2 separate regions of the Mus musculus genome follow, and region 1 is linked to region 2. A link is a loop called in an ENCODE intact Hi-C map of the cell type or tissue named here. Cell type or tissue: heart. All regions are shown on one strand. Each heading gives the region's core, and the rest is flanking DNA. Links, peaks and the distances in the headings are about the cores only. Region 1 overlaps Desi2 (desumoylating isopeptidase 2). Region 2 holds the start of Gm46174 (a long non-coding RNA gene).

Region 1 (16,591 bases), core at 3,825-11,824, 98 kb before region 2:
CAATTTTCTGCTCCTAGAAAGGATAAACAGAAGCTTCTGCATTTAAAGTGACCAAGTATTGGATGAGCACAGGTCTCCAATGGAAGAGCTTGAGAAAAGACAGAAGGAGCTGAACAAGCTTGCAGTCCTATAAGAGGAAGAACAATATGAACTAACCAGTACCCCCAGAGCTCTCAGGAACTAAACCACCAACAAAAGAGTACACATGGTGGGACTCATGGCACCAGCTACATATGCAGCAGAGGATGGCCTTGTTAGACATCAGTGGGAGGAGAGGCCCTTGGACCTGGGCAGGCTGGATGCCCCAGTGTAGGGGAATGCCAGGACAGGGAAGCGAGAGTGGGTGGGTGGGTGGGTGAGCAGGGGAAGGGGGGATGCGATAGGATGTTTTTGGAAAGGAAAGGGGATAACATTTGAAATGTAAATATAGAGACTATGTAATTTTAAAAAAGTATAAAGACAGAGACTGAATGAATGAATCAATGAATCAATGAATGGAACGACTAAGTATCTGTCTCAAACTGACAGCCAAACTTGGCTGTCCATGTGGACACTGCTTTTCGAGTCACGAAGGATAATAGAATTTCCCAGTTTCAGAGAGTCAGCTAATATATGAGGCCAACTAGTATATGGCAAGGCTGTCCTTCCATAAAGACCATTGTCGGAAGCCGTGGAAGGGAATCTCTGTTATGTTAGAGAACCCAAGGTTTTGGAGCTGTGAGCCATGGGACATCTCTCCCTAGAGTTGTGCACAGGGAAGGAAACCAGCCCAAGGGACAAAAGTATGCTACCAGCAGCAGAACTGGAAGGGCAGAGTGATCTAAGCCCTTTGACATCAGGCATGGAACTATGGGGTTTGGAGTTTGTCCTGCTGAATTTCTGTTTGTCTTCCTTGAGTCCAGTATTCTCATTATATCCTGATCCTTCCTTTTGGTATAGTAGTGTATATTTTGTGTCTGTATTTTGGAAGTAAATTGTTTTTCTATTTTACAGGGGAGTTACAATTAAGAGATTGTGGAGTCTGAGAAGAGACTCTGGACTTTTAAGCAGCATTGCAACTAAAAGAGTAAGGGGACTTTTGAATCTTGGGATCCCCTAAATACCTTTTGTGTTATTGACATAGCCACAAGTCTATAGGGGTCAGAGAGTGGAATGTGGTGGTTTGAATGATACATGCCCCTCCATACTCCTAGGCATTTGAATACTTGGTCCCCAGTTTCTGGCACTGTTTAGGTAGGATTATGAGGTGGTCTTGCTGGAGGAAATATGTCACTGGAAGCTGGTTTTGAAGTTACAGAAGCCATGTGTCATTTTCAGTTTGCTTTCTCTGTTTCCAGCTTAAGGTTCAAAATGTGAGTTCTCATCAGCTCTCTAGATGCTCTTGCCTTGCTTCCCTACTGTGACAGAGATAGAGTCTTATCCCCCTGGAACCAAAAGCCCCAAATAAACACTTTCTTCTCTAAGTTGTGTTGATCATGGTGTTTTAGCACAGCAATAGAAGTTAACTAAGATAGTTTAGATTGTAGTAGCCTTGAGTAGTCCCTTCCCTCCAGGTTTGCCTACAGCAAATGGGACCTTGTTCTTGGGCCAGCTGTACTCAGTGCCTGTAGCTTTCTTAGGTATACTCAGACCCTATAGTCCTGGGGATCTCTGTTGTAGCTGGCTCCACCTTCTCGGCTTTTATACTGTGACTTCTTAGGGCCACCATGTAGAGACTCTAACCCTGACACACAATTGCCTGGCCTCAGCGTCCTTCTGGAACCATGGTGCGGGACACACAATGCTTTCTTCTTTTGCATGCCTGCAAAACTAGTACTGTTTAAATAATGATGCCAAGTTCTGCTGCTAGCTTCAGATGTAGCTGGTTCCCTTATATACCACAGATATGACTTCCTACTGTAGTGAGGCGATTCAGGCTGAGAACACACTTTCATAGGCATGTGGGGTTTTGTTGTTGTTTGTTTTGTGTTTGTTTGTTTGTTTGTTTGATCAGGGAACCTCCTCTTTCATTCCAGTTCAGGCTCTCTCCTTTTAAAGTTGCCTTTTTCACAATAGCCTTCAATGGGCAGAGATGGTGATGATAATGATCTTCTTAGTCAAGGACACCTTTCCTGGTTATGTCATTACAGAATGCAAGGTTTCTCTTAAAGGCACTAGTCTCTAACAATTGCAGCTGCTGTCTTCACTTGTGCCTTTTCTGCATCTTTATTATGTGTGTTGCATGATGGGTTACCATGAGGTCATGCTATAGCATACATTTGGAGGTAGGAGGAGCTTTGTGCACTCAGATCTCTCCTTTTTTCTTTCTTTACATGAGTTATGGAACCAAACTAGATTTCCAGGCTTTTGTGGCAAGCATGTTTACCACATAGGCTTCTCCCTGGCCCCTTTCTGAATTCTTAAACTCACAATCCTTTCCTTGCCAAACATGGACTTTTTCCATGTTTCCCTGCTCTCTTCTGTAACTGTGCATCATTCTAAGAGCAATAAACAGTAGTAACTAGGCCACCGCCTTGAATGTTATGCTGTCTAGAAATTTACCTGCCAAACAACTTAGTAGTCCACTACTTTTAAGCCATTCTCACTTATATTTTCAGGACAGAGGCAGAGTGGAGCTAGGTTCTTTACCAGGCTGTGATAGAAATGACTTCTAGCCCAGATCTCAGTAGGGCTCCTATTTCCCTCTGAAACAAGGGCTTGGGCTTCCAAAATGACTACATTTCTCTTGGCATTTGTATTAGCTACTTTTCTGTTGCTGTAATAAAACACTCTGACCGAAACAAAAGCAGGGGTGTAGTGTGTTATTTGGCTTATACTTACAGGTCACAATTCATCATTGAAGGGAGTCAGGCAGAAATTGTAGAGGAACACTACTTACTGGCTCACTGTGTGGCTCATGGGCAGCTAGCTACCTTTCTTATACAGCCCTGCCTCTGGTAGCACCACCCACGTTGGGCTGGGCTCTTAACATCAGTTAGCAATTGAGATAATGGTCTAGACATATCCACAGGCCAATCTGATCAATGCAGGTTTTCAATTGAGGTACCCTTTTCCTAGTTAACTCCAGGTTATATATTAAATTAATAATAAAAACAATGCAACACAGTGTCCTGTTCTTCTAAATTCCCACCAGAATTGTCTTTCCTCACTAAATTATGGTGTTACCATTTCAATACTGAGTTTTTGCTAATACACAATTAATTTTAATTTCACTACCACACTATTCTAATTATTGCAATTTCATACTATATTTACTATCTAACTACACTAGTTTCTCTTTACTATCATTTCAAAGTTTTCTTGGCTTTATTTTCTTTTCTAGAAGTGGTTGGTGTTTTTGGTTTTTTTTTTTTAAGTCTTAGAAAAGCAATTCTACAGATTTTTGAGTTTTTAAAAATATAATGTAAAATTTACCATCTTGGACATTTTTAACTATGTAGTTAGTAATATTAAGTATGCACACATCATTTTTGCAACATCCTCCAGAACATTTTTCATCTTACAAAAGAGAAAGTATCTGTTCTGCTTCCTGCCCTGTAAATTTGACTAAACACTTCATATATGTTTCTGTCCTTTTTTTGATTCCTTGGTGTCTGTTAATATTATGTTTGAGAATTTCTCCTTTTAAGGCTGAATAATATTCATTGTAGTTATGTACCACAGTTTGTTTCTCTATTCATCTCTTGGTGGTTAATTCTACTTTTTGGCTATGATTAGTAGTGCTACAAAAACATGTGGAGATCCCTGATCCCTAGCTTTTAAATATTTTGATTATATGTTGCTTCTTTTTTAATTGGGTGCTCACTAAACCCATAAGCTTGATAAGAATAAACTTTTTAAGAATAAATGTGACTGCCCGCAGCCACAGGAACCGGGTCCTCCTGAAAAGCAGGCTGGGGCTAAAAGAGAATAAATGGTGAGAAAAGGACGAGGTCAAGACAAATGCTGATCAAAACCCAAAGTTTACTGAAATGCTCTGCTTATAAAGGGGGAAAGCCCATCTCCCACAGATCCATTCTTGATGCCTGTTGCCAGCCTGTAAACAATTTGTCTGACAGCACTAGTTTGGCAAGAAGGTGTCAATCACTGGGTTGCCTGCTGTCTCAGGAATCTCTCAGCCTCTCAGCAGGTAGCAGTGTCTTGGAGAAGAACAGTACAATAGAACCATCTAGGTAGATGGGAAGGCTCCACCCCAGGTGGTCTCATTTTTGTGGCAGCAAGGTCTGAGCCAGCCTGCTCAAGACTGGGGGAGGCTCCAATTCCTCCCTAAATATATAATAAAAATTAGCTGGACTGGGGCATAAAATTTATTTATGCTCCATAGTCCTGCCTGGGAATTATGGTGGCTGGCGTCCATGCCTGGCTTGGAACTTAGATTTTCTATGAACTATTCCTATTTGTCAAGGAGAGTATGTGCAGCTTGCTTGTGTTTATTTTGCACAAACATGACTCTGTGGTTTATTATTAATAAACCACGGCCTCTTAGCACATATGTCTGTCTTAGATTTTGAAATAGTCCAGAAATCTCAGTGACCCATCATTGACTAACCGGCCTTCATAGCACACCTTATTCCCAATCAGACCAAAGCCACAATATATACTCAATATGTTTCTTCATATCGATGAATTTCTGCCACCTGTGCTTGGTGGAGGCGAGGTTTCAAGCTTGGTGGAGACAGGCTGTAGGGCGGTGACTGACCTACTTGAAATACAAAGCAGAGAATTGAAAAGCAACAGGATAAAGGCTTCTTTGGGGGAAGTCCAGGTACTATATTCAGTTGCAAATTAGCAATGATCAAGCTCAAACTCTGGCCTCATCAACAGAAAGGCTGTAAATTCTCTGGAAGTGGAGGCTTTGCTCCAAATTAACTCTTCTGGCTAAAAAAGATTTTTAGCCATCATCAAGGTTGGAATCATACTTACTAGAAGATTCAGGGTCTGTGTCCACTTGACGAACCAATCTTTCAGGCAGCCATTGCGCTCTGTCTTCTTTTTGTTAAAAACAAACAAACAAAAAAAAAAAACAGAACCTCTTCCCCAAATTAAAACAGGGTCTGGACCATTCCCCATATTAGTTAATGGGCCCCGCCATTTAACCATGGCATAAGAACTGGAAGTAAGGATGCTACTGCAGACTGACCTTTAACATCAGTTTGCAAAAAATTTAAAACAAGACAAAAGCGAGATGTGCTTTTGGTGACCTTGGGGGATATAATTGCCTCTGTTTTGTTTTTAAAAGCCAATTTTTCAGAATGTGATGAGCACGTTCAACAATTCCTTGTCCCATTGGGTTGTAAGGAATTCCAGTTTTATGTTTGATATCAAATTCCTTACAAAATGAAATAAAATTGTCGCCAGTATAGGATAGCCCATTATCTGTCTTAATGACTTTAGGCAATCCCATAGCATTAAAGGCTTGTAAACAATGATCAATTACATTTCTAGAGGCCTCTCCCGTATGTAGAGAAGCAAAAAGAGAGCCTGAACAAGTGTCAATACAAACGTGTATATATTTTAATTTTCCAAATTCTGCATAATGGGTTACATCCATTTGCCAAATATGATTGGGCATAAGGCCTCGTGGACTACTCCTAAATGCGGAACTGGAGATAATGTAATACATTTAGGGCATTGTTTTACAATCATTCTTGCCTGCTCCTTAGTGATCTTATGTCGGAGTCTTAAGGTATGTCTAGAGAGATGAAATTTATCATGATCACATCTAGCCAATGCAACAGGGTCTGAAACTAAGGCCTCTCCTATTAGAGCTCTATCAATGCAATCATTGCCTGCAGCTAAAGGTCCAGGAAGACCAGAATGAGCTCGTATATGACCAATATAAAACGGATTTTTTCCCGAGCAAGAGTGATGTTTTGCAATTGTGAAAACAGAGATCCTGCTGGCATATTAAAGTTAAATGTACCACAAGTCTCCAATGAGGGAATTGATTGTGCAACATATAAGCTATCAGTAAAAATATTAAAAGCATCATTCACAGACTGAAAAACATTCAGTACCGCTGTCAGCTATTCTAACTGAGCTGAGAGCCCAGGAGTTTCTATGACTACCTGTTGGTTATTCATAAGATATCCGGCTCGCCCTTTAGAGGAACCGTCAGTAAAAATCAAAAGAGCATTATACAAAGGCTGAGGTCATATTAGGAAATATCACCTCATGTACATTTAAAAAAATGTATCAGCCTATCTTGAGGATAATTATTATCTATAGTTCCTATAAATCCTATTTGAGCAAGCAACCAATCCATACTGTGCTGCTTCAGCCAAGTATCTTGATCTACACTATAAGGCTGAACAATGATATCTGGCTCTTCGCCAAAATAAGTTAGTGCCTGCTTCCCTCCAAGTATAACCATCTGGGCTACTGCTTCATAATATGGCAGGATATTACGTTTAGGAGATATCCTCAAATGTATCCACATTAGAGGAGCCCTTTGCCACAACAATCCTGTAGGCATATGAATCGTATTAAAATTAACAGATGTAAAGGTAAAGAGTAATCTATATAAGTAACAAATTGTTCTTCAGTAGCTCTTTCTACTTGTTGTAAGGCCAGCAATCCTTCTGAAGTTAAAGATCTAGGGGAGGTAGGATCAGAACTCCCTTTAAGAATATCAAATAAAGGTTTCAATTCCCCTGTAGTAAGCTTTAAATAGGGGCAAAACCAATAAATATCACCTAACAATTTTTGAAAATCATTTAAAGTTTTTAAGCTGTCCCTGCAAATAACTATATCCTGGGGAAAAACAGCTTGATCTGTAAGTCTAAAACCCAAATAATTATAAGGATCTTGAGTCTGTACCTTTTATGGAGCTATTTGCAGTCCTTTATCCTCTAAGGCCTGTTGTAAATCTCTATAACATAAAAGCAAGTTCTGAGGATCTTTTCCCTTTAATAATACATTATCTGTGTAATGAACAATGATATCATAGGCCATTGTTGTCTTACAGGCTGAATGGCTTGTGCCACAAACTTTTGACATAAGGTAGGACTATTAGCCATGCCCTGTGGAAGAACTGTCCATTGATATCTTTTCATAGGTTCCTTGAAATTAATAGAAGGAACACTGAAAGCAAATCTTTCACAATCCTCAGGGTGCAAAGGAATAGTAAAGAAACAATCCTTCAGATCTACCACAATTTTATAATATTCTTTAGGAATGGTTACCGGAGATGGAAGCCCAGGTTGTAAAGCTCCCACAGGTACCATGGTTTCATTAATCTTTCTTAGATCTTGTAACAATCTCCATTTACCAGATTTTTTCTTTGGTAACAAATATTGGAGTATTCCAAGGAGACTGAGATTCTACTAAATGCCCTGCCTCTAATTGCTCCTGCACTAGCGAAGAGGCGGCTTCTATTTTCTCTTTAGGTAAAGACCACTGATCAACCCACACCAGAATATTATTAAGCCATTGAATTTTATCAGCATAGGATGCAGTCAAGATAGTGGCCATTACTGAAAATACCCCAAGCCTCTTGTGTTAGAGTGAGGTTTAGGACCTTCAAAAGCGTTAATACTCGGGGCTGGCGAGATGGCTCAGTGGGTAAGAGCACTGACTGCTCTTCCAGAGGTCCTGAGTTCAAATCCAGAAACCACATGGTGGCTTACAACCATCTGTAATGAGATCTGATGCTTTCTTCTGGTGCATCTGAAGACAACTACAGTGTACTTATTCATAACAATAAATAAATCTTAAAAAAAAAAAGTCTTAATACCTTGTCCTTCCTTTCCTAGCCCCTGACCAGGCAAAAATCCTTGTCTTAGCATCTGCTTAGTAACTGCCTCATTAGGACTGCATGTTATAATGCCCATCTGTGACAAGAGATCTCTTCCCCAGAGAGTAACAGGCAAATTTGTCATAACATAATGCCGAATCTGTCCTGAATTGCCCTCCTCATCTCTCCAGGTTAGCAATTTAGAGCTTTGTTTTGGGTTATTGGCATAACCAATTCCTTGGAGGTGAGTAAGCATATCAGACAAAGGCCAAGGTGAAGGCCAATCTTGTCCTCTAATAATTGTTACTTTAGATCCTTCAAAGCTTTTTTCCTTCAATTATCAATTTAAGGTTAGGCCTGATTAGTAATAGATTGAACCCAGTACACATCAGAGGAACCAAAGCCACTTTGTCCTCTCTCATTCTTAACAAATCTGGACGGTAGCAGATGTAAGGGAACTAAGATAAGTTGAGCAATTCTTTGATTAGCAGGTACAGTTATAATACCATGAGGGGAAGCAGCCATGATTTTAGTTTCTCCCTCATAATCATTATCTATAACACCTCGATAAACCTGCAGATCTTTTACAATAGAACTGCTTTGGCCTAAAAGAAATCCCCAAGTTTCTGCAGGTAGAGGTCCAAAAACTCCTGTAGGCAGAGTTTGAACTCCCATTTCTGGGGTTAATACTGTGTGGGTGGTAGAACAGAGGTCCAATCCTGCACTTCCTGGTGTTGCCCTGATAAGTTCAAAAATGGACTTACTTGGCTGGGCAGCAGCTTCATGGCCCCATAAGCTGCCTGCTGTGGGTATCTTGGGGCCTGAGGCTGGCCCCTCTTCTCATTTCCTGGCACCGACAGCCCTGAATATCTGTCTTGGATTTACATTCCCTAGCCCAGTGGTTGCCCTTCCTGCATTGAGGACAAACTCCTGGAGCACGGCCTGATTGCCTGCTCTTGGCACCTCTACTCCTAGGACAATCATTTTTAAAATGACCCAAACTTCCACACTTAAAACATGCATTATTCCCTCGTTTCTGTGCAAGCAATGGTTCCTTGCAAAGCAGCAGCCAAGGCCAAGCCCTGATTATATGAAGGCCCAATCTCTGCACAAAGACGGATATACCCGGCTAAGTCTTTCCTTTTTGTGGCCGAATAGCGGCGCAGACATGCTGTGTTAGCATTCTCATAAGCCAATTGCGTAATGAAAGGAATTCCCATTTGAGAATCTCCAAGAATTCTACTAGCTGTTTTTAATAGCCTATCCACAAAGTCCTGGAAAAGCTCATCAGGACACTGTCGAATACTGGCTACACTTCCACTGAGATCCCCTTTAGTAGGTAAGCACAGCTGACAGCCATAGCAACCTGCGAGTACACTCCCAACAGGAAACCCAATCTGATTAGCATTGCTTTCATATTGACCTTCTCCTAAAAGCATGTTAATATCCCAGTCTGGGTTTCCTGTCTGAGCATTCAAAGCAGCAGTTTTCTTACTGGCTTCTTGCCATTCAGAACTCCAAAGTAAGAAATCTCCTCCTGACAAAGTAGCCTTACATAGAGTCTTCCAATCTTGGGGGGTTAAATTTGACTCCATGACAGTATCCAATAATGCTTGTGTAAAAGGAGCTATAGGGCCATATTGTGCAACAGCTGTTTTTAACTCCTTTATCACCTTGAACTACAAAGTCTGGTATTGTCTGACTATTGTTTTGCTGGTCAATTATCTCAACTACAGGAAAGGTTAGCATCAGATGTGTCCTGCCCTTTCCCCGAGAGCCTGACTCACAGCTCTTTCTAGCGGGGATTGGTACATTTCAGAATAGCTGTTCTTCCCTGTATTTGATATCTTTTTTAGCTCCCGAAGCTCATTAGTCAATTTCTGTAACTTAATTTCAAACTCTAATTTACTTAGTGCATGTCCATTTATGTAGCAACTCCTATAGTGGAGGCCATAGGTGGAGCAGAAGGTTCACAAGGAGGCAATCCTCATCAAAATATTTGGCAGCTCCTTTTTCTGAATGATCTTCTTTGTCTAACATGCTCATCATTAGAGTCTCTATATCTTTCTAATTTAGGGTTGAGAGGGCCCTTTTCTGAGAAAGTCCTCTCTGGCAGGCATTCTTCCTGAGATTCTTCAAGCTCTGCCTGGGTACTATCTGACGCCTGCAAGGTCTCTTCATCAATATCATCTTTTACAAGTGCCCAGAGGCAGAGGGTGAAATTATCTGCCTGGGTGTTTCTCAGAGCTTCTCTAATTCTCTCCCAAATTTTCTTATCTAAAGTTTCTTCTTCTCTGAACCATGGGCAGCAAAAATCTATCTGATCTGAAAATTCTAACAATTATTCTTCAAACCCTACTCCTCGCCTGAAGCAGCTCTTGAAGACTGTGGACAAATACCTCTTTAGAATTTTCTATTCCCATTTTCCGCTGTCAGCCCCTAAGTGGAATCAGCGCCTGGTCAACACTGTCCAAACTTAGCCCGTATTCTATCGCACCTACAGCAACAATTTAAAAAACGAAATTTAAAGCCAATGCTAGCATGAATACCTGTTGCTTACTGTGCCAGATACGATCTTCTTGTTTTTCCCTTCTCATGGAACTCTACCTAAGACAGTGTTCCCTCATTTGATTCTGCTACACGTTGGGGCACCAAACTGTGACCACCCAGGGCCACACGAACCAGGTCCTCCTAAAAAGCAGACTGGGGCTAAAAGAGAATAAAGGGCTAGAAAAGGAAGAGGACAAGACAAATGCTGATCAAAACCCAAAGTTGCCGGGCGTGGTGGCGCACGCCTTTAATCCCAGCACTTGGGAAGCAGAGACAGGCAGATTTCTGAATTCGAGGCCAGCCTGGTCTACAAAGTGAGCTCCAGGACAGCCAGGGCTACACAGAGAAACCCTGTCTCGAAAAACGAAAAACAAAAAAAAACAAAGAAAAACCCCAACGTTTACTGAAATGCTGTGCTTATAAAGGGAGAAAGCCCATCTCTCACAGGTCCACTCTTGATGCCTGTCGCCAGCCTGTAAGCAATTTGTCTGACAGCACTAGTTTGGCAAGAAGGTGTCAATCACTGGGTTGCCTGGTGTCTCCCAGGAGTCTCTCAGCCTCTCAGCAGGTAGTAGTGTCTTGGAGAAGAACAGCACAATAGAACCATCTAGGTGGGAAGGCTCCACCCCAGGTGGTCTCATTCTCAGTGGCAGCAAGGTCTGAGCCAGCCTGCTCAAGACTGGGGGAGGCTACAAATAAACATTTTAAATCATTGTTTTTCCTCTTTATTGATAAAAATAGAGGGGTTTTTTGCTTTAACATTTTTATTCAGGAAATTCATACAAAAAACTTTTATAAGTATAATATATAATCAATATATAATATAATATAGATCAAACTCTCATAGATCTGCCTCCTGAGTGGTAGAATTAAAGGCATGTGCCACTACACTCAGCCTTAATTCTTGATGTTAGTTTAAGTTTTTAATAATTTTTTTTAATTACTTGTAAGGTGTTTTTTTTGTTTTGTTTTGTTGAGTTTTTTTTTTTTAAGATTTATTTATTTACAATTATATCTAAGTACACTGTAGCTGTCTTCAGATGCACCAGGAGAGGGTGTCAGATCTCATTACAGATGGTTGTGAGCCACCATGTGGTTGCTGGGATTTGAACTCAGGACCTTCGGAAGAGCAGCCGGTGCTCTTAACCACTGAGCCATCTCTCCAGCCCAGTTTTTAATAATTTTTAACTTGCCATAATCTGGAGTCACTTCAGAGCCTCAACTAGAAATTAATTTTCTAGATGAAGTTGTCTTACGGTCATGTCTGTGGGGGATCATCTTGTTTGTTACTTGATTTTGGAAGACATCAATTGTAAGTGGCATCATTCCCTGTTCAGATGGTCCTTAACTATGTAAGAGAAAGCTAGGGGAGAGCAAGCAAATATCCGTTTGTTTCTCTTTCTGCTTTGACGGTACATGTGCTTGAATATGTGCCTTGAATTCCTTCCAATGATAAACAGTAACCTGGGAGTGTAAGCTAAATAAACCCTTCCGTTTTCTAAGTTGCTTCATGTCAGGATATTTGTCACAACAACAGAAATCAAAGTAGAATATACTTACATAAAATTTTAGAAATAGTCTGTATGTTTGTTCCCAAGTAGAGAACTACTTGTTTCAAGCAGCTCATGAAATAACCCACACTTCCATATTGACTTGGCAATAAGCTAACTGAAGAAGTCTGTAAAAAATAAATAGATAAATAAAATGAAAAATTTAAGTGTAATAATACTTAATAATTAGAGGAGGGCGATAATTCATAGATACAGGAGTCTTCATAACAAGAGCTAATATTTTTAAGAGCCAACATTTTTAAGAGTTTTTTGTTTACCAGCCATTGTAAGGAGAAAGGAAGCCACATGATACATCTTATGTTAAATTAAAACAAGTAGTCACAAAGAAACTCAAAGGATGGGGACCTAGAAAGAAGAAAAACCTGCCCAGAATGAAGTGGTAGGGCACAGATGTACTCAAACAGTACTCTCATCCAGCACATTTTCTCCCTATAAGGCTGGGGAGTGGATTACAGTGGTTCTCAACCTTCCTAGTGCTGCAACCCTTTAATACAGTTCCTCATGATGTGGTGACACCAACCAAAAAATTATTTCATTGCTACTTCATAGCTGTAATTCTGCTACTATTATAGATATTGATGTAAATGTCTGATATACAGGATATCTAAGATGTGACTGGTGAGGGTCGCCATCCACAGGTTGAGAACCACCGACTTAACATCTTTACCCAGCATGTACAAGGCCCTGGATTCCATCTGTTGCACTGAACAAAGGAAAGGACCATGTTTCTCAGTCTGTCCAGCTCTCACACTTCTCTGAACTTCAATTTCCTCGGTGCGCTCTGTAACTCAGATGAATAGGAACTAAAACATAAAACAAAATCATATATCCTAAACTGGTTTTCTGTGGTGGTTAATTTTAATTGTCAATTTATCTGGGCCATGGTAGCAGTCCATGTTGCTGCCCTAGGTCCCAGATTTGCTGGTCCCCACAGTCTTAGGAGTTCCTTGAAATACTCTTTCACACTTGCCCATGGAGTGGGGTTAGATTCCACAGCCTTGCATCAGTCACTCTCTGCTACACTTGTAGCTGCTCTAATTCAAACACCTCTATCTACTCCATGCTTCAGCAGCTGAACATGGCTAGAGAAAAACACATAGCACTCTGACTGATGTAACTTAGAAGTTGTGACCACACATCTCAAGAGGGCCCTTGAATGCTCTCTGGCAGTGCTGCTTTATTTTTCTGGTCAGTCAACTTCCCCAGTCTCCAAGACAGCTATAGAATTTCATACCCTCTTTTAGGAGCTCCTTATTCTCAGCTTGCTTTCCAAGATGACTTCACAGCTTATTTCACTGAAAGGTGGATTTTAAAAAATGAAGTGTTCTCTTTGTACCACCACTGGCCTATAACTACTCCTTTCCACCTGTTGCATGGAGTAAACGGACTGCCTGTGTCTCTGCTGTGGTCAAGCAAACTTCCTACCTTGTTGTTTTAGAGCCCCTTTCTCCTTTAGTCTCCCAGTGTAAACACAACTCTTTCAGAATAGTTATCACTGTCCAGTGTCATTTTTTCCCCCTCAACTGCATCATTCCAATTAACAAGTATATGTGCTGAAATGTTTTCAGTGCAGAGCCATTTAAACTGAGAGAAATTCAAGATCATATAGGAAAAACTGGGGCCACATGAGGATAGTTATTAGGAAGTAGAGTTGTTATGACATAAGGCTAGCCACTATGATCAATACTGACAGCCACTCATTGGACAAGTTATTTCCCTGACAAAATGTACCTATATACCTTTTTTTTTTTTTTTTTTTTTTTTTGGTGATTGTTCTTCTAGGTGGGGGTTTCTGCATAATGAGCTCCAGCCCAGCCAGGGTGACACAGGATTTCCTATAACTCTGTAGAATAGGCTGGGAGGCTGGCAGCAAACTACTCTGATTCCCAAGTGCTAGGATCAAAAGCATGCACCACAACATCTGGCTTACACTTTATTTATTTCACAAAGACTATTAGTATGAAAGACAAAATAAGTGAAAGCACATTTCAGAAAAACCTCCAAAATTTGCTTCTTTATGTTTCACTTTTAACATTTACCAAATTGGAATTGACTTACATTCTTAATGGGCTTTTATACACAGAAATCAAATTCATCATCTTCCTGTCTCACTATCTCACACAGTTCTTTTTTTTTTTTAATTTTTTATTAGGTATTTAGCTCATTTACATTTCCAATGCTATACCAAAAGTCCCCCATACCCACCCACCCCCACTCCCCTACCCACCCACTCCCCCTTTTTGGCCCTGGCGTTCCCCTGTACTGGGGCATATAAAGTTTGCGTGTCCAATGGGCCTCTCTTTCCAGTGATGGCCGACTAGGCCATCTTTTGATACATAATGCAGTTAGAGTCAAGAGCTCCGGAGTACTGGTTAGTTCATAATGTTGTTCCACCTATAGGGTTGCAGATCACTTTAGCTCCTTGGGTACTTTCTCTAGCTCCTCCATTGGGAGCCCTGTGATCCATCCATTAGCTGACTGTGAGCATCCACTTCTGTGTTTGCTAGGCCCCGGCATAGTCTCACAAGAGACAGCTACATCTGGGTCCTTTCGATAAAATCTTGCTAGTGTATGCAATGGTGTCAGCGTTTGGATGCTGATTATGGGGTGGATCCCTGGATATGGCAGTCTCTACATGGTCCATCCTTTCATCTCAGCTCCAAACTTTGTCTCTGTAACTCCTTCCAAGGGTGTTTTGTTCCCACTTCTAAGGAGGAGCATAGTGTCCACACTTCAGTCTTCATTTTTCTTGAGTTTCATGTGTTTAGGAAATTGTATCTTATATCTTGGGTATCCTAGGTTTTGGGCTAATATCCACTTATCAGTGAGTACATATTGTGTGAGTTCCTTTGTGAATGTGTTACCTCACTCAGGATGATGCCCTCCAGGTCCATCCATTTGGCTAGGAATTTCATAAATTCATTCTTTTTAATACCTGAGTAGTACTCCATTGTGTAGATGTACCACATTTTCTGTATCCATTCCTCTGTTGAGGGGCATCTGGGTTCTTTCCAGCTTCTGGCTATTATAAATAAGGCTGCTATGAACATAGTGGAGCATGTGTCCTTCTTACTAGTTGGGGCATCTTCTGGATGTATGCCCAGGAGAGGTATTGCTGGATCCTCCGGTAGTACTATGTCCAATTTTCTGAGGAACCGCCAGACTGATTTCCAGAGTGGTTGTACAAGCCTGCAATCCCACCAACAATGGAGGAGTGTTCCTCTTTCTCCACATCCATGCCAGCATCTGCTGTCACCTGAATTTTTGATCTTAGCCATTCTGACTGGTGTGAAGTGGAATCTCAGGGTTGTTTTGATTTGCATTTCCCTGATGATTAAGGATGTTGAACATTTTTTCAGGTGCTTCTCTGCCATTTGGTATTCCTCAGGTGAGAATTCTTTGTTCAGTTCTGAGCCCCATTTTTTAATGGGGTTATTTGATTTTCTGAAGTCCACCTTCTTGAGTTCTTTATATATGTTGGATATTAGTCCCCTATCTGATTTAGGATAGGTAAAGATCCTTTCCCAATCTGTTGGTGGTCTTTTTGTCTTATTGACGGTGTCTTTTGCCTTGCAGAAACTTTGGAGTTTCATTAGGTCCCATTTGTCAATTCTCGATCTTACAGCACAAGCCATTGCTGTTCTGTTCAGGAATTTGTCCCCTGTGCCCATATCTTCGAGGCTTTTCCCCACTTTCTCCTCTATAAGTTTCAGTGTCTCTGGTTTTAAGTGAAGTTCCTTGATCCACTTAGATTTGACCTTAGTACAAGGAGATAAGTATGGATCGATTCGCATTCTTCTACATGATAACAACCAGTTGTGCCAGCACCAATTGTTGAAAATGCTGTCTTTCTTCCACTGGATGATTTTAGCTCCCTTGTCGAAGATCAAGTGACCATAGGTGTGTGGGTTCATTTCTGGGTCTTCAATTCTATTCCATTGGTCTACTTGTCTGTCTCTATACCAGTACCATGTAGTTTTTATCACAATTGCTCTGTAGTAAAGCTTTAGGTCAGGCATGGTGATTCCACCAGAGGTTCTTTTATCCTTGAGAAGAGTTTTTGCTATCCTAGGATTTTTGTTATTCCAGATGAATTTGCAAATTGCTCCTTCTAATTCGTTGAAGAATTGAGTTAGAATTTTGATGGGGATTGCATTGAATCTGTAGATTGCTTTTGGCAAGAGAGCCATTTTTACAATGTTGATCCTGCCAATCCATGAGCATGGGAGATCCTTCCATCTTCTGAGATCTTCTTTAATTTCTTTCTTCAGAGACTTGAAGTTTTTATCATACAGATCTTTCACTTCCTTAGTTAGAGTCACGCCGAGATATTTTATATTATTTGTGACTATTGAGAAGGGTGTTGTTTCCCTAATTTCTTTCTCAGCCTGTTTATTCTTTGTATAGAGAAAGGCCATTGACTTGTTTGAGTTTATTTTATATCCAGCTACTTCACCTGTTTATCAGGTTTAGGAGTTCTCTGGTAGAATTTTTGGGGTCACTTATATATACTATCAGATCATCTGCAAAAAGTGATATTTTGACTTCCTCTTTTCCAATTTGTATCCCCTTGATCTCCTTTTGTTGTCGAATTGCTCTGGCTAATACTTCAAGTACTATGTTGAAAAGGTAGGGAAAAAGTGGGCAGCCTTGTCTAGTCCCTGATTTTAGTGGGATTGCTTCCAGCTTCTCTCCATTTACTTTGATGTTGGCTACTGGTTTGCTGTAGATTGCT
Region 2 (16,591 bases), core at 4,902-12,901:
GATGTGTGAGTCATATTAACAGTGTATTGCAAAAACTTTCTGCAAAGAAATGCAGCTTTGGAACAGGTTGATGGTATCTTGGTGCCTTTAACTTTCTTTGGCAGTCTGGTGATGTCTATGCATCTATTTATTTTCAGACAGGGTTTCCAGATGTTGGCGGGCTCCAGGGTTCAAGTGATCCTCCTGCCTCGGCACCTGGAACTATAGTTATGCACCACCACACCAGCTATGACCTCTTCTAGGAACGACACTTGTATGGTTTTGGTTGTGAGCATCACCTATGAAGGGCTGATATATTATTTAGGACTCTATAAAAAGCTCAGTGGTAGGCTGTGTGAAATTCTAGCTCAGTCCCAGCACTGGAAAAACAAAACCAATCAAACACAAGAATCACAAAGGAAACAAATCATAGCAAATAAAATGAGTCTTTTGTCCTGTCTTATTATTTTTGAAGATTTATTATAAGTTATGTGTATATCTGTGTGGGTGGATCTATGGGACGCCTCGAGTGGGGAAATAAAGGGGTGGGGAACCCACGTCCCGCCAGAGCTCGGATAGACTACTTCGGGACCCCATGGAACCACCCAGGATGGGTGTGGGGCTTCACAGGCCAAACAACCCTGCTCTAGGGGGTAGGGAAGACACAGTGTTGGCTCTGACTCTTGGGCACCACAGACCGCTGGTTACCACAGGATAGCCGGTTTTGGGGTCCCTGGGCTTCACAGTGGCCCAGGACTAGTTCTCCCTCTCAGACATCCCAGACCTCTGTATGAAGAGCTGAGAACAGGCCCTCGGACAGAAGCTGGCCCAGGTACCGAAGGGGAAGGTAAGGGGAGAGCTCTAGAAGGTTACCACAGGATGATAGAGTCTGGCTAGCTCAGGCTGCTAGCTTGGGGGTGGCTTGGGTTGTCTGGCAGCCTTGGTTGGAGCGCAGGAAGGCCTCCCAGCAGGAGGTTAGAGGGAAGCCTGCTCCATTGCTCTAACATGGCCAATCTCAATAAGCAGAGATGGTCCGTGGTTTGAAAGTGTTTATTGTAGGCAGAGAAAGGGGCAGGGGGGAGGTGAGGGGGAGGGGAAGGGAAAGAAAGGGAAGGGAGTAGAGGGAAGGGAGAAGAGGGAAGTAGAGGGCAGCCATGGCCATATGGAGAGAGGGGGAAGGGAAGGGGAGAAGGAGAGTGAGACTTAAGAGACAAGGAGAGAGCAAAAGCATAAGAGAGAGAGGAGGGGCCCAAGCAGCCCCTTTTATAGTGGGCTGGGCTACCTTGCTGTTGCCAGGTAACTGTGGGAAGGAGCATACCTGGCTATAGCCAGAATACCAGGAGCTTGGGACGTTGTCTACATGACTGATAGTCACAGGATGATGGAGTTGAGGGCTTATGGTGTCAGGCGTCTGTGTCTGGGGGCATAGTTCACTTGTAGAGTTTTCTACTGGGTCTCCGGACTAAGCCTTGCTCAACTAAAATACAGACTGCCTTTCACAGTCCCACAGGGATGTACATGTGTGTACAGATGCCCATGGAGACCAGAGGCATCAGAACCCCATGGAGCCAAAGATACAAGTGGTTGTGAGCCAGTGGACTTGTGTGTCCTGTGCAAGAGCAGTGTCAGTTTTTAAACCTCTAAGTCATCTCTCCAGCCCATATTTCTAAGATTATGTATGTGTGTAGTGATAATTAGTTAATCCTGCTCTGAGCTCTCAGCAGGTGGTGTTCGGGCTGTACCCACCCAGGAGCTCTCTGGATTCACAAATGAAACACACACACCAATTAATTTTGACATACCTTGTACCTGAACTAGCTCAATGGCTGGCCACTTCCAAACCTCCCTGTGACTAGCACACACTCCCCTCTGGTATTCCTTAATTAACACCCTCCAAATCTACATTTTATCTTTGCTGCCCTATTACATTCTTGACAGCCCGTCCCCTATTTATACTACATTTTGGCCATCTCAGATTCCTCTCCTTCAAGACATGGTCTATCTTTTTTTTTTTTTTTTTTTTTTTTTTTGGTTTTTCAAGACAGGGTTTCTCTGTATAGCCCTGGCTGTCCTGGAACTCACTTTGTAGACCAGGCTGGCCTCGAACTCAGAAATCCGCCTGCCTCTGCCTCTGCCTCCCAAGTGCTGGGATTAAAGGCGTATACCACCACGCCCGGTTTACGGCATGGTCTATCCTAAGCCCCTCTCATGGCAATTTGGCCCCCTTCTCTCCTTCCTTTCTGTTCCAAGTCTGAGAATCTGTATTAGTTAGGGTTTTACTGCTGTGAACAGACACCATGACCACAGCAAGTCTTATAAAAAAAACAACATTTAATTGGGCTGGCTTACAGGTTCAGAGGTTCAGTCCATTACCATCAAGGTGGGAACATGGCAGCATCCAGGCAGGCATGGTGCAGGAGGAGCTGAGAGTTCTATGTCTTCATCCAAAGGCTGCTAGTAGAAGACTGACTTCTAGGCAACTAGGATGAGTCTTAAGCCCACACCCACAGTGACACACCTATTCCAACCGGGCCACACCTCCAGATGGTGCCACTCCCTGGTCTGAGAATATACAAACCATCACAGAATCCTAAAGTGTCATCTCTGTCTGCCCTGTTCAGCCATTGGCTGCTGACATCTTTATTTACCAGTCAAAACCAACTGGGGACAGGGTCCTTCAGCATCTTACATACATACAGACACTTGTACAAACAGTTCTGGGGACCAAAATTAGCATTATAATACAAACGACATGAGGCCAAACTCACTTCATGCATGCATATGTGTCTGCGTGGGGTGAGCACCATGTGAGTGCACTTGTTCTTGGAGGCCAGATGAAGGCATTGGACCCCTAGGATCTGGAGTTACAGGTGGTTGTAAGTCGTCTGATGTGTGTGCTGGGAATTGAACTCAGGTCTTCTGCAAAAGCAATTTGTACTCTGGTTGGTTGGTTGGTTGGTTGGTTGGTTGGTTGGTTTGTTGGTTGGTTTGGTTTGGTTTGGGTTTTTTTCAAGACAGGGTTTCTCTGTGTAGCCCTGGCTGTCCTGGAACTCACTCTGTAGACCAGGCTGGCCTTGAATTAAGAGATCCCCCTGCCTCTGCCTCCCTAGTGCTGGGATTAATGGCCACCACTGCATGCTGCAACATGTGTTCTTAGCTACTGTGTCGTCTATTCAGTCCTCAAATAATTATAGACATATGATTAATTCACATTCAATAATAACACCATAACTATAATAAAGTGTACTAAATAATAATAATAATTAATAATAATAATAATAATAAATGTAACTACCAGTACCATGAAGGAGCAGTTCTTACAAGGCAGCTGCCAGGTTGATACAGAGACAGCTGTGCTGGCTACACTGCTGCCTGAGCTCCAGGCTCAGAAGCCACATGTGTAAGAGCCAGCCATCGGGGTACATGTTTGTTATCACAAAGCTGGGAGACAGAGGAAAGTGATCTCTCGGGCTTGCTGGCCACAGTTGGCCTATTTGTCGCGCTCCAGGGTCTTTAAGAGACCCTGTCTCAAAAGACATGTGGATACCTGCACCCTTGCACACGCAGAGATACTTAAGCGGCATCTGCTGATGACAGGATCCCAGAACTGATCCACTGTAGTGTGTTGCCTGCCTCTATAACAGAAAGAGGCAATCAGGTTTGGTTAAAGGTTAGTAAATTCCCTATCAGAACCCAAGAACACCCTGCCCTTCCTTAGTGCCCACTTTAGAATCCCATCCCTGGTTGCCTTCATTCACTTGGTGCTGAGGTTAAGCTGGGTGAGGTCAAGGCCAGCCAGGACAGAGCAAGGCCATGTTCCCAGCTCCCAGAAGTCTAAACTGAAGAAGAGCATTGTGTAACTTATCGCCTTCACCTTATCCCCTGTTAAAAGAATTACTACTAGTGAGGCACCACTAAGGGCTGTAACATGTGTGTCACAGCTCATGAATCACACACACATCAAAAGGCTTAGATGGGGGGAGCTGAGTTATAGTCTTTTTCTTGCCTGTGTGAGCTCATTCGAACCCACCCCCTTGAGGGCTATATAAAATACATGGTTTTCCAACAGTGAACTTTAACTTTGTTTCTGTATCTCTTTCTTCTCAGCTTGGTGTTTATGGGAGTCTGGTCTAGGAAGGCTGCCTCTGTTAATGATGGTATTATATAGAGTCTTCCACTTAGGACACAATTCATTCGTTGCGTTATCTCTGCAAGGTTAAAGCAATACCATTCCTTAGAACTTTACAGTTTACAAAACACCTTCATACATATCTGAACACTGTTTCGGGAAATATCTTTAAAAATGCAATTCATGCTATGCTGGCAAGCCCTGGCGAGTGAGCTGGCCGGCCAGTTCTCATCTTGTGGAGACTGACTCAGCACTCTAAAATCTCTCCACCCAGCTCGCTACGTTCCCACTGGTGGGTCACTCCACACCAGCCCCATGCTTCAAAATCCCCACAGCCTTTTGGGGTGCATTTCTGGCAAACCCACACTTTGCCGTCATACCTTTCTCTCTGGAACCTAGTCAAGCTGCCATGTGAAGGAAAACACCACACAAACTTAGTTCAGAATCAAGGGTAACTCAGTCACTGGGCGCATCATCTAGAATCCTAATCTTGCAAGCCCTAATAAATCTAAATCCTCCAGTGGTGAATCCAGGAAATTTGAAATACAAACAGCACCAGGGTTATCCACAACAGAACACTTTAGTAATTTGATAGAAAATAATTCCTTTTTTTGTTGTTTTGGTTTGGTTTTGTTTTGTTTGTTTGTTTTTCGAGACAGGGTTTCTCTGTATAGCCCTGGCTGTCCTGGAACTCACTCTGTAGACCAGGCTGGCCTCGAACTCAGAAATCCGCCTGCCTCTGCCTCCCAAATGCTGGGATTAAAGGCATATGCCACCACACCCGGCAGAAAATAATTCCTATTTCTACAGATCAGTGAACTGAACCTAAACCCAAGAGAGGTTAGGGAACCTCCCATGATCCAGTATTGGTTATACCAAGTGTTGGTGACTTTCTTCATCACTGACTAAATGGCTAAAGAAAGCTGATTGCGGCTATTGTTCGAGCGCTTCCAGCATCGCCTCGGTCTCAGCAAGGGCCCCAGACTCGGCTTTGGGTGAAAAAAAAATGGCCCGAACCAAGCAGACCGCTAGGAAGTCCACCGGTGGGAAAGCCCCCCCCCCCCCAAACAGCTGGCCACTAAGGCGGCTCGGAAAAGCGCGCCCTCTACCGGCAGGGTGAAGAAGCCTCACCGCTACAGGCCAGGGACCGTGGCTCTGAGAGAGATCCTTCGTTACCAGAAATCGACTGAGCTGCTCATCCGGAAGCTGCCATTCCAGAGATTGGTGAGGGAGATCGCCCAGGATTTCAAAACTGACTTGAGGTTTCAAAGTGCAGCCATCGGTGCCCTTCAGGAGGCTAGCGAAGCATACCTGGTGGGGTTGTTTGAAGATACCAATCTGTGTGCCATCCACGCCAAGTGAGTCACCATCATGCCCAAAGACAATCCAGTTGGCTCGCCGGATCCGGGGGGGGGGGGGGCAGCTTAAGTTGAGGCGGTTTTTATGGCATTTTGTAGTAAATTCTGTAAAATACTTTGGTTTAATTTGTGACTTTTTTTGTAAGAAATTGTTTATAATATGTTGCATTTGTACGTAAGTCATTCCATCTTTCACTCAGGATGAATGGAAAGAGTGACTGACTGTTCACAGACCTCAGTGATGTGAGCACTGTGGCTCAGGAGTGACAAGTTGCTAATACGCAGAAGGGATGGGTGATACTTCTTGCTTTTCATGGTGCATGTTTCTGTATGTTAATGACTTGTTGGGTAGCTATTAAGGTACTAGAATTGATAAATGTGTACAGGGTCCTTTTGCAATAAAACTGGTTATGACTTGATCCAAGTGTTTAACCATACATCACTGTGATAGAATGTGGGCTTTTTCAAAGGTTGAAGATACAAGTTTTAGCCACAGTGTAACAGTTTCCTTTAAAAATAAAAAGTAAACCTGGCAGCTATAGAATACACTATGTGCATTTATAATAGCTATTTTATATATTGTAGTGTTCAACATTTTTAAATTAAATGTTTTACATTCACAAAAAAAAGAAAAAAGAAAGAAAGAAAGAAAGAAAGAAAGAAAGAAAGAAAGAAAGAAAGAAGGAGGAAGGTGGAAGGAAGGAAGGAAGGAAGGAAGGAAGGAAGGGAGGGAGGGAGGGAGGGAGGGAAGGGAGGGAGGGAGGGAGGGAGGGAGAAAGGCTGGTTGGTTTTACTTTGGCTGGCATTTTAAGGGCCCAGTCTATAATGGCAGGAGGGGGTGTAGGTGGGCATCTCCATCTACAGTCAGGAAACAGAGATGAACATTGGTGCTCAGTTCAGCGCCTCCTTTTTATTTTGTCTGGGACCCCAGGTGGTGGGATGGTGCTGCCTACTCTTTAGAGTGGGTCTTCCTTCCTCAGTTAAACCCTTCTGGAATGCCTTCAGGTGCTGCAGACGGACCTCAGTCTGGTCCTCGATCTGCAGGAAAACTCGGAATTCTGGTTACAGGCGAGCAAGGAGTTGGCATGGATGACAAACAGACACCAACACAGAGAGAGTGTGTTTCTGAATGTTTTGGGTTTTTTCCAATCAAGAACCAGACTTTTTTGTTTGTTTGTTTGTTTGTTTGTTTGTTTTTGGTTTTTGGAGGCAGGGTTTCTCTGTATAGCCCTGACTGTCCTGGAACTCACTTTATAGACCAGGCTGGCCTTGAACTCAGAAATTCGCCTGTCTCTGCCTCCTGAGTACTGGGATTAAAGGTGTGCGCCACCAAGCCCGGCTATGCACTAGACTTTTAATACAGAAGAAAAACACGAAAGCTAGGTGAACACATTCACCAAGGTACATCGACACAAAACAAAGAAAATGCATACATAAAAAGCTAGTGGCAGCCAGGCCATGTTTACAACTGAGAATAGGAACGACCCTTAATTAAGATCAGCTAAACACAGGAGCCAGGTGAGTGGTCTGATTCAATGATAATCTATTGTTAAACCCACCACCAGGGGTCCCTTAGTAAATAAATACCTGATTATGCTATTCCTCAGGGCCTAGTGAAAAAAAACCTGCACCAGGGGAATTCCCTTCTACTAACCCTTTCATGAGTAATACTACAGTTCCTCCTAAAACCACAACCCACCTTCTTCCTAGGCCATTGTGCATTCCTGTGTATGGGTGTGACACGGCTGTTGTTCTAAGTAATTATGATGTAGACTAGCTCTAGGCTTTCTAGCTCTATTCAAGTAAATTGTAATGCCTGATTACTTTCACTGTCTCTACTAGAGGTAAATTTGAATGTTTCTGAATAGGTAACATTCTTACTGAATTCCAAGCTCAGGGTCGGCTCAAGGACTTCCTAGGACATTGGAACACTGGTGGAGGCTTAGCTATATGTCAAAATCAATCCTTAAAGGCACTTATAATAAAACAGTACTGAAAGAGAGCACACAGATCCATACACCAGACTAACACAGGGACAGGTTTGGAGCATACATGCTATGGGAATGCCAAGGTTCCAGGAGGCTAAGTTTCTGTGAACTTTTCACCTTGGGACTGCATCCAGGTTTCTAGGCCTGTCACTCGAGTCACTACTGGAGTGGATGTAGCATTCACAGGGCTGCTAAATGGTATCTAAATCCTGTCAGGTTGATTACCAAGTTTAGCCACCACACAGTCAACAACAGCCAATCCCACACTAGCTTGTTGGGCACCAGCTTGAAGGGGTGTCACACTGAGACAGTACAGTACAGAGGGCGTCTTTTGTGATCAGAGATACATCATAGGAGGGGTGTGTGTGTGTGGCGGGGGGGAGTTCAGTCAACACCCAAGCAGGTGAGAGCTACCTGGTGTGAGGTCAGCCAATCTCCATGAAAGGACAGCCTTGGAGGGCAAATTCAAATTGTTCCAATGGACATTGAACCCATTCTTAGATGATGAGGTGGGGTTATAGCTACATCCCTGTTCCCTCATAATACACACACACACACACACACACACACACACACACACACACGCACGCGCATGCTCTCACTTCCCCTGCCTACCCTGACACAAATTACCTGTCTCTCTTCTCCCATGTTGTAGTACTAACAAATTCCCTTGAAACCAAATGAGCAGGTTTGCTCACCAGGCCAAGAGTCCTTTTGCAATCCCACAGCCAGCACAGCTGTGGACACAAGGTTGCACATGTGCATCAAGTGTGCAGTGTTCCCCGCAGTAGACCCATCCCAGAGTGGATCGTCTGTCCTCTCAGTCATTCACCTTTGCTGATGCTTACTCACACCGTGGGAAGCTCAGACAAGCCTCTAAATGACACGTCAAGTGTTCAAGGTGAAAACTGGTCTCTTTTCCCCACTCTCTCTGGTCTTTTTGGTATGTTCTCCACGATCCCAGTGACCATTCCACAGCAAAACTGCTGTCATATGCCTACTGGAGGCTCCATGAGAATGAAAGGCCCAAATTAGCCTCCAGGGGCTCTGCCAGGGCTGTCACTGGCCTGAACCACAGCTTGGCTTCTGTGGCTGAGGATCACAGGAGGCTTCTTAAGCCTCTGTCCATCTCAGAGCCTGGAGCACAGCACTCACAGCCTGAAAACTCATTTGACCCTTGACCCTAAATTGCCCTGTACATCTCTGTTCATGAAAGGATTTTTTTTTAATCTCCACAGAAGACTAGCAGAACTTGTCTGTACCCTCTATCTCAGGACTCTCTTCTGAGTTAAACCCCCACACTTTAGTGATCCAAAAAAACATTGTCCAAGAGATTTTATTGTTTGTTTGTTTGTTTGTTTGTTTGTTTGTTTTAGGGATAGCATCTCACCATGTAGTCCTGGCTGGCTTGGAACTCTATATGTAGACTGAGCTGACCTTGAACTCATACTGATCTGCCTGCCTTTTCATTGTTAGCGTTGGGATTAAAGGCTTGTGATACCACACAGTGCCTTAAAATTTTCAATCAATAACATTTGAAAACCATGATGGAGTCTCTGGGAAAGGATCATTGCAAAGAAAACTACACATCTTCCTGGTGTAAGTGAACTTCATAAAGCAACAGTGAGATGACCCCCCCCCCTTCCATTTCTCCAGTTTTCCAATGTTTCCCCCTACACCAGACCAATATGTTTATTTATTTTTAGTCTTCATTACATTCTCTAGGATGTTTAGGGTTTCATGATGCAACTAAATACAAGTTCTTTGTTTTTAAGTAACTGAACTTGCCCCATTTAGTAAATTAGGAGGAAGTCCATCTAAGCAGCAACGGGTAAGTGTGCTGTGGCGCCACCTGGTGGTGAAATAGGCAAAACAAGACTCCTATAACAGAAGTGACTTCCATATGCATTTTTTTTCTTGGAATAAAATTAACTACTATAAAGAGTAGAGGAGGGGCTAGGAGAGTGGACAAGAGCTCAGGCTGTAGAAAAGCCCTGTATACACCTGCGATACAGAGGCAGGCAGGCTTCTGTGAGTTCAAAGTCAGCCAGGGCCACACAGCCAAGACTCTGTCTCAAAACAAAAATAAAACAAGACACCAACAAACTCCAAACTCTATGGAATCCCACTACTATTTTGTAAGATAATTTAAATATATAACTTTAAAATAGGAAGAGTTTTCGGGGGGGGGGGCAGTGCACATCTTTAATCCTGGCCCTCAGGAGGCAAAGGCGAGCACATCTCTAGTTTAAGGCCAAGAAGGCTACAGAGAGAATCCCTATTGAAAAACGAAGGAGGAGGAGGAGAAGGAGGAGGAGGAGGAGGGGGGGGAGGAGGAGGAGGAGGAGGAGGAGGAGGAGGAGGAGGAGGAGGAGGAGGAGGAGGAGGAAGGGGAAGAAAAGGAGAAGGAAGAAGAAAAGATTCCAGCATTGCAGAGGCAGAGGCAGAGAGAGGCAGAGAGGCAGAGGCAGAGAGGCAGAGGCAGAAGCAGAGAGGTAGAGAGAGGCAGAGAGGCAGAGAGAGGCAGAGAGGCAGAGAGGCAGAAGCAGAGAGGCAGAGTGGCAGAAAGGACTATTCCACAGGAAGGAATTCAGGCCCAGAGTTGTAAAGCTGGTCCAAAACCCATGGCTTGGGGCTGGAGAAATGGCTCAACAGTAATGTGATACACTTGTGGAGACCTCATTTCAGTTTGCAGCAGCACATCAGGTGTCTTGCCTACCCATAACTCTAGCTCCAGGGCATCTTCTCCCATCTTCTGGTCTCTTTGGACCTTGTACACATATATACAGAATCAGTCCAACACACGTGTATTCACATAATTAAGATACATCCTTTTTTTAAGTCCATGGCTAGAAAGAAACTACGACTACTGTTTTACTACATGACATGATGTCAAATGCTTCTGAAATATTTATACTTATACCAATAGACTGGCGCTATCCTTGGCTTTGGCCAGTGAAATTCTCTCTGCAGTGGTCAGTAGTTAATGCAAGACTCATAACTGACCGAAAGGCTAAGAAAAAAAGTCTTTTGAGTGTTTATCCCTAAATGGGACTTCTATATCAAGATGCACCCACCCCCACTCCACCCCTGGGATTAGAAACATCGCAGAAGAGGAGGAAGGAAGAAGGTAAGAGTTGGGGAGTAGACAGCACTGCTGTGAACAGACCTACTGCACTTATGAGCTTATTGTAACCAAGACCAAGGTGACAAGATCAGCCAATATTCCAACAGGCAGCATGATTGGACCTAGTGGATTATTATTATTATTTTGTTGTTGTTGTTGTTTGAGACAGAGTTTTTCTGTATAGCTCTGGCTGTCCTGGAACTCACTCTGTAGACCAGGCTGGCCTCAAACTCAGAAATTTGCCTGCCTCTGCCTCCCAAGTGCTGGGATTAAAGGCGTGTGCCACCACGACCAGCTGGACTATTATTTTTAAAAAAGTAAAAATAAGGCCGGGCAGCGGTGTCGCAAGCCTTTAATCTCAGCAAGAGGCAGAGGCAGGTAGGTTTCTTGAGTTCAAGGCTAGTCTGGTGTACAGACTGAGTTCTAGGACAGCCAGGGCTACACAGAGAAGAAGCCTTTTCTCAGAAAACCAAAAATCATGTAATTAATTAAAATTAAGGAGAGGATAGGAAGTGGGAGTGAAAGACTCCAAGAGGAGCCCCTTGCTCAGACCTCAGGACAATAGCGGACACCCAAGCCTCACAAGAGACCAAGCTTGATGCAAACCACATGAGGCTTTATTGGGGAAAGCCAGAGCTCTGGGGACGACTCATATCCCACACAGGGGTAGAGGAGTCGACCTCAAGGGGAAAGGGGTCTCAGTTTTTATAGGCCCTCAGGGGGGAAAGGAGAAGGGGGGGGAGTAGGGGATTTCCAGATCTAAACAATGTCTATTCTCAAGAAATGGGTATGGGAGGGGTACAAGGAAAGAGTCTGGTGCAGGTGTAGCAACTCCGGATTGGCCCGGCTGTGGTTGCTGGGGAGATTTTCCGACTCTATCCCAGCAACCAATATCACAAACACCTGGCAATGGGCTTCATCAGTGGGCACATGCATGGGTTCAAGGAAGGATCAAAACATTGGCAGACACACGGGCTCAAGGAGCGGGCCAGAGCATTGTGCACCTCTATTTTTCTAAATCAGTGAAGCTAGTTCTGCTAGCAATGAAATCTATTTTGCCAATTTCAGGGCTTCTGTGACCTTTTACATTCTGTCAGGATCTTTCAGGAGGCCCCTACTGGGGGGACTGGGGAGAAACAGAAGAGTTGAGGTTCCCAAGTAGGGGTGGGAGGAGGACGTTGAAGGTGCACATCATCGGAATGTATTGCTTGCATGTGTGAGTCCATCAAAGAGCAAACAGACACTGTACATTAGTACAGATACTAGTACATTACACAGGGCAGGGGTGGTGCACACCTTTGATCCAGGTACTTGGGAGGCAGAGGCAGGCGGATTTCTGAGTTTGAGGCCAGCCTGGTCTACAGAGTGAGTTCCAGGACATACCTTGAAGTCCAAGCCAATACAGGCACTTCATATCACTGTGTCACACATCACGTTTTTAGTTATGTTTTCTTTTGTGTGTTGGATGCACACGTGACATATTGTGTGCAGGGAGAGGGTGCTGTGTTCTCTTTCTCCACCATGTGGGTGGGTCCTGCGTATTGAATTCAAGTCATTGGGTTTGGCAATGAAGACCTTTACCTGCTGAGGCATCTCACCAGCTGGCCCTGACTTTTTACTTACTTTTTCGTTACTTTTCTATGGCTGAAATAAGAAGACATGACCAGGACACCTTATAGGAGGAAGGGTTTATTTAGCCTTAAGGTCCCAGATGGGCAAGAGCACTTCACCATTCTGGTGGGAGGAAGCAGGAAGCAGTCATGGCTGGCGCATATTGAACCTCAAGTGGCAGGGGGAGTGTGGAGAGCTTTTGGGGCTGCTTGGCAGGAATCTGAAATTGGGCCAGGAGAAGGAAATAGGCTTCGGGCATGAATTTGACATTGGTCCATGACAAGGAAATAAGCTCAGGCAAGAATCTGATTTTAGGCTAGAACAAAGAAGTGGGCTTCAGGCATGAATGTGACAGGGAAGCAGGCTCAGATATCTTGGCCATCCTGAAAAGCCCTGAGAAACAGGAATCTCAGGAGTGATCGCGGGACTTTGTTTATTGCTGTGCTTGCTGCTTGACTATTTGTGTTTATTGTATTGCTTGTTCCTCAACTGCTAGCCAACCTTAAAACTTGCATGTAACTAAAATGGTATAAAAGGAGATGGGGGGAAAAAATAAACATGCCTTAGCCTCAGAAAAGGCTGGGGCCCTGCTACAATGTGGTCTAATTGTCTTTTTTCTTTTTAATCCTCTCTCCTGCCCTTGAGAACCTGTTGACTGGCTGAGCTGGCTTGGTCAAGGGAACAAATGAAGAGTAGGCCCTAAGCAATCAAAGGCCACCTCAAGTGACACACTTCTTCTGTCACACAAGCCCAAGCATCCCCAATCTGCCCCTCTAGCTGGGAACTATGCATTCAAGTTACACTGAGCTTGTGGGGGACATTCTCATTCAGACCACAGTAGGAACCACAGGCTTGGGCTTTTTAAAAGGGACTTTTAGGCAGGCAGTGGTGGCGTGCACCTTTAATCCTAGCACTTGGGAGGTAGAGTGGATTTCTGAGTTCGAGGCCAGCCTGGTCTAAAGAGTGAGTTCCAGGGCTACACAGAGAAACCCTGTCTCGAAAAGCCAAAAACAGAAAGACATCCAGTGTCAAACTCTGGTGCACTCACACAAACACACACACACACACACACACACACAGAGAGAGAGAGAGAGAGAGAGAGAGAGAGATCTCCCTTGGGTGGTTCTCTAAAAACTTGTATAACTAAGGGTAAGGGAAAGCCAGTAATGAAATGTTTTATCACTTTTATTGATACAATAAAGCCAAGTGCTTTATCAATTGTAATTATTCCTACATTTGCATGAAAAGAGGCCACACCCTGTGCTTATACTTCCTAAACAATGGGCTTTTGCAATTCTGCATTCTTTACCTTAAAAGCTCTTGGCTCATCTTGAGGCCAAAGCCTTCCTGCATGCTGGATTAACAGGAGCAGTTGGTGCCTGATAAGCATTGCAGGTAGCTCTGTTTGGGGAACTCTAGAAAGCAGTCTGTCATTAGTTAGCATTCTGCTGTTTGGATAACACCATGGCCAAGGCAGTTTATAGGAAAGTTTATTTTGCCTTACACTCCCAGGGGTTTAGAGTCCTTAATAGTGGGGACAGCAAAACTCTGGAACAAGCTGAGCGATCACATCTTCAGAAGTAGGAAGCAAAGAGAGTGAGCTGCAAGTGGGACAAGGCTAGGAACTCTCAAAACCTGCTCCAATTGATGAACTTCCTCCAGCAAGACTGGACCATTTCCCCAAACATCGACTGGGAACCTATAGGGGTCTTGGACAAACCATCGCACAGTCAGAATCGTTAGCATGACATCACTTAGTTTGAGTTGGGCAATGCTGGGGTATCTTCTAACTAAGGCAGAGACATCAGAATTCTGGAGATGTTTTTGGTGGCCACTGAGTTCCAGCTGGGTGATGTTCTCTGACACATGTGAATAGCCACTTGCGGGTGATCTGCAATAGAGTTGTAGCTCCAGGTGAAGGAGGTTCAACTCACCCAGTCTGAAGCAACTGCTTGGTGAGGTCTTCAAGGAGAATCCAGAAAGCACAGAATGACTAAGCCTGCTCAGTAAGTCAACAGGTTCTCCAGCGTGGGAGTGAGGAGTAAAAAGAAAAAAGACAACATTGTAGCATGACCCCAGTCAATTCTGAGACTGAAGGCAAATTTAATTTTCCCAATCCACTCTTTATACCATTTTAATTACATGCAAGTATTTTGGGCAAGCAGTACAATAAGGAACTAACAAGGCAGAAAGTAAAGTCCCATACTCCCATGACAGTTGTTTAAAAGGACTTGTCATAATGACCAAAATTGGGCTGGTGAGATGGCTCAGTGGGTAAGAGCACCTGACTGCTCTTCCAAAGGTCAGGAGTTCAAATCCCAGCAACCACATGGTGGCTCACAACCATCCATAACGAGATCTGACTCCCTCTTCTGGAGTGTCTGAGGACAGCTACAGTGTACTTACATATAATAAATAAATAAATCTTTAAAAAGAAAAAAAAAAAAAACATAATGACCAAAATACTTGAGCCCACTTCCTCGTCCAAGCCCAAGATCTTGCCTGAAGCCTACTTCTTTTGTTGCATCCTAGGATTAAAATTCCTGCCTTACCCCACTTCCCTATTATAGCCTAAAGTTAGATTCTTGCAGAAACTTACTTCCTTATCATGCCCTAACGTCAGATTCCGGCCTTAGCTTACATCCCTGTCATGGCCAATGTCAGATTCCTGCCTGAAGCCCATTTCCTTGTCCTTGGCCAATGTCAGACTCCTGCCAAGCAGCACCCCAAAAGGCCCTCCACATCAGAACACTTAGGGTCAGAGTCAGAACATTTTCATTCCACACTGGATTATCAACCATGGTATCTGAAAGCTGTGGGTCTCCTGGGGGCTTAGCAGGTTCTGCTACTTGGAAAACTAAGTGCTGTAAAGGGTTGGCACGTTTATAAGTCAGTTCAACAGATGTGCATGAAAAGGGCTGAAATGCTTAACCAATGCAAGCAGTCTTATCTGGATGAAGTCTAAGGTCGGCCAGAGAAACCCACCAGTCCCTGCAAACCTCCCAGACTCTTGGGGAGGCACAGGCAGGAAAAATATCCCCAAGGAGCAGGTCATCCCAGAGTCCCAAGCAAGAGTAATCACCAAGTCTGCCATCCCCTTGCTCCTTAGCCTTTTCCTTGGGTGTTTCTGGAGCTGACCGAAGTTTGGCAGCAGTTCATAGGAGTTCTCTTCCTCCTCTTCATTTCCCTCCTCCCCGTGCCTGACAGTTCAGAAGTCTTGCTGGAATCCCACTGTCACAGCTGTTGGTGACATCCAGTCCTGAGCCTCCCTCTGGAAGGGGCTCCCTCTCCTGGTTCAGGAGTTATAAATACATTTGTTAATTGCATGGCTGCCTACCTGTGCTTGGTAGAGCACAGGTCCTCTTCAAAGCTGTCAAATTGTATTTCTTGACCCAGGTGGTAATTACAGGGGTATTTTCTGTAAGAGGGCCTAACAGCTATATAGTTGGTTGTGTGCAATTAGCCACACCTGTGTTTTATTTTAAAACAAACAAAAAAATTCTTGACAAAAATTTGCAGAATCTGGAGCCAGTGGGATGTGTGAGTGGGAAAACAAACTCCCTGCCAAGCCTGCCAGTTCTATCCTTGGGACCCACAAGGAGGAAGAAGAGAACCGTCTCAAATTGTTCTCTGACCTCCACCTTTCCATCTTGGCTCCTTGGCACTCAAATGAACACCACATTCCACTAGCACACACACACGTGCATAAAAACAAAAACATTTAATTGTAGAATCTTTTAGAAACACAAATACTCAGTGGAGTTTTGTTAGTTGCTTTTGCACACCCAATAAACAGTATAATAAACAGATTGCCCACTAGGGAGCACAATTTGTTGCCCAATTGCATCTGTGCTCAAAGTGGTAAGGGAGATTGTCAAACTCACTACATAGCCAAAGATGACCTTGAAGTTCTGAAATCTTTTGCCTCCATCTCTCAACTGCTGGGCTCTTGGGCAGGCACTATTATGCCCTGCCTGTCAGTGCTGGAGATGGAACCCAAGGGCTTTGCAACTAGGCAAGCACTCTACCACCTGAGTTATGTCTCCAGCCTGGAACAAAACGTCATAAACCTTTATAACCTCAGAATTTAATAAATGGAGACCAAAAGGAAAAAGGCTTGGGAACGAATGAATGAATGGTTTGGGGTTTTGTTTGTTTGTGTTTTGTTTTTTGTCTTCATTTGGTTGGTTTTGGTTTTTTCAAGACAGGGTTTCTCTGTGTAGCCCTGGCTGTCCTGGAACTCACTCTATAGACCAGGCTGGCCTCAAAGTCAGAGATCCATCTACTTCTACCTTCTGAGTGCTGGGATTAAAGTCCTGTGCCGGCTATAAATTTTTAAAAGAACAGCTAAGGAGAGACACCAGTGCTTGTCTGGCATGCTCACACATTCAGGTGGCTC

Evidence for each region. Hi-C counts contacts between places; a loop is a spot of excess contacts. Peaks named below come from ENCODE experiments on the same cell type or tissue, not always from the same donor. Only the 100,000 strongest peaks of a DNase experiment are listed, where the experiment ranks them.
Region 1: it touches region 2 in a loop (2.6-fold over the local background); 3 of 42 quality-filtered maps call a loop at or near these places.

Annotation. Positions count from the first base shown.
Region 1 is chr1:178,197,225-178,213,815 of GRCm38, forward strand. The region is part of intron 1 of Desi2 (desumoylating isopeptidase 2); the gene reads left to right. Among named protein-coding and RNA genes, the nearest start is that of Desi2, 18 kb to the left of the region's middle. In heart, for the core only: no CTCF peak of the experiment used is centred there; DNase peaks (open chromatin) are centred at 8,657 and 8,847.
Region 2 is chr1:178,294,282-178,310,872 of GRCm38, forward strand. It overlaps Gm46174 (a long non-coding RNA gene), which reads right to left and starts at 6,097. Exons shown (of 3, transcript XR_001779565.2): 1 at 3,527-6,097. It overlaps LOC115487370 (a long non-coding RNA gene), which reads right to left. Exons shown (of 2, transcript XR_003948789.1): 2 at 12,255-15,482. In heart, for the core only: a CTCF peak has its summit at 9,315 (motif pointing left); a DNase peak (open chromatin) is centred at 9,320.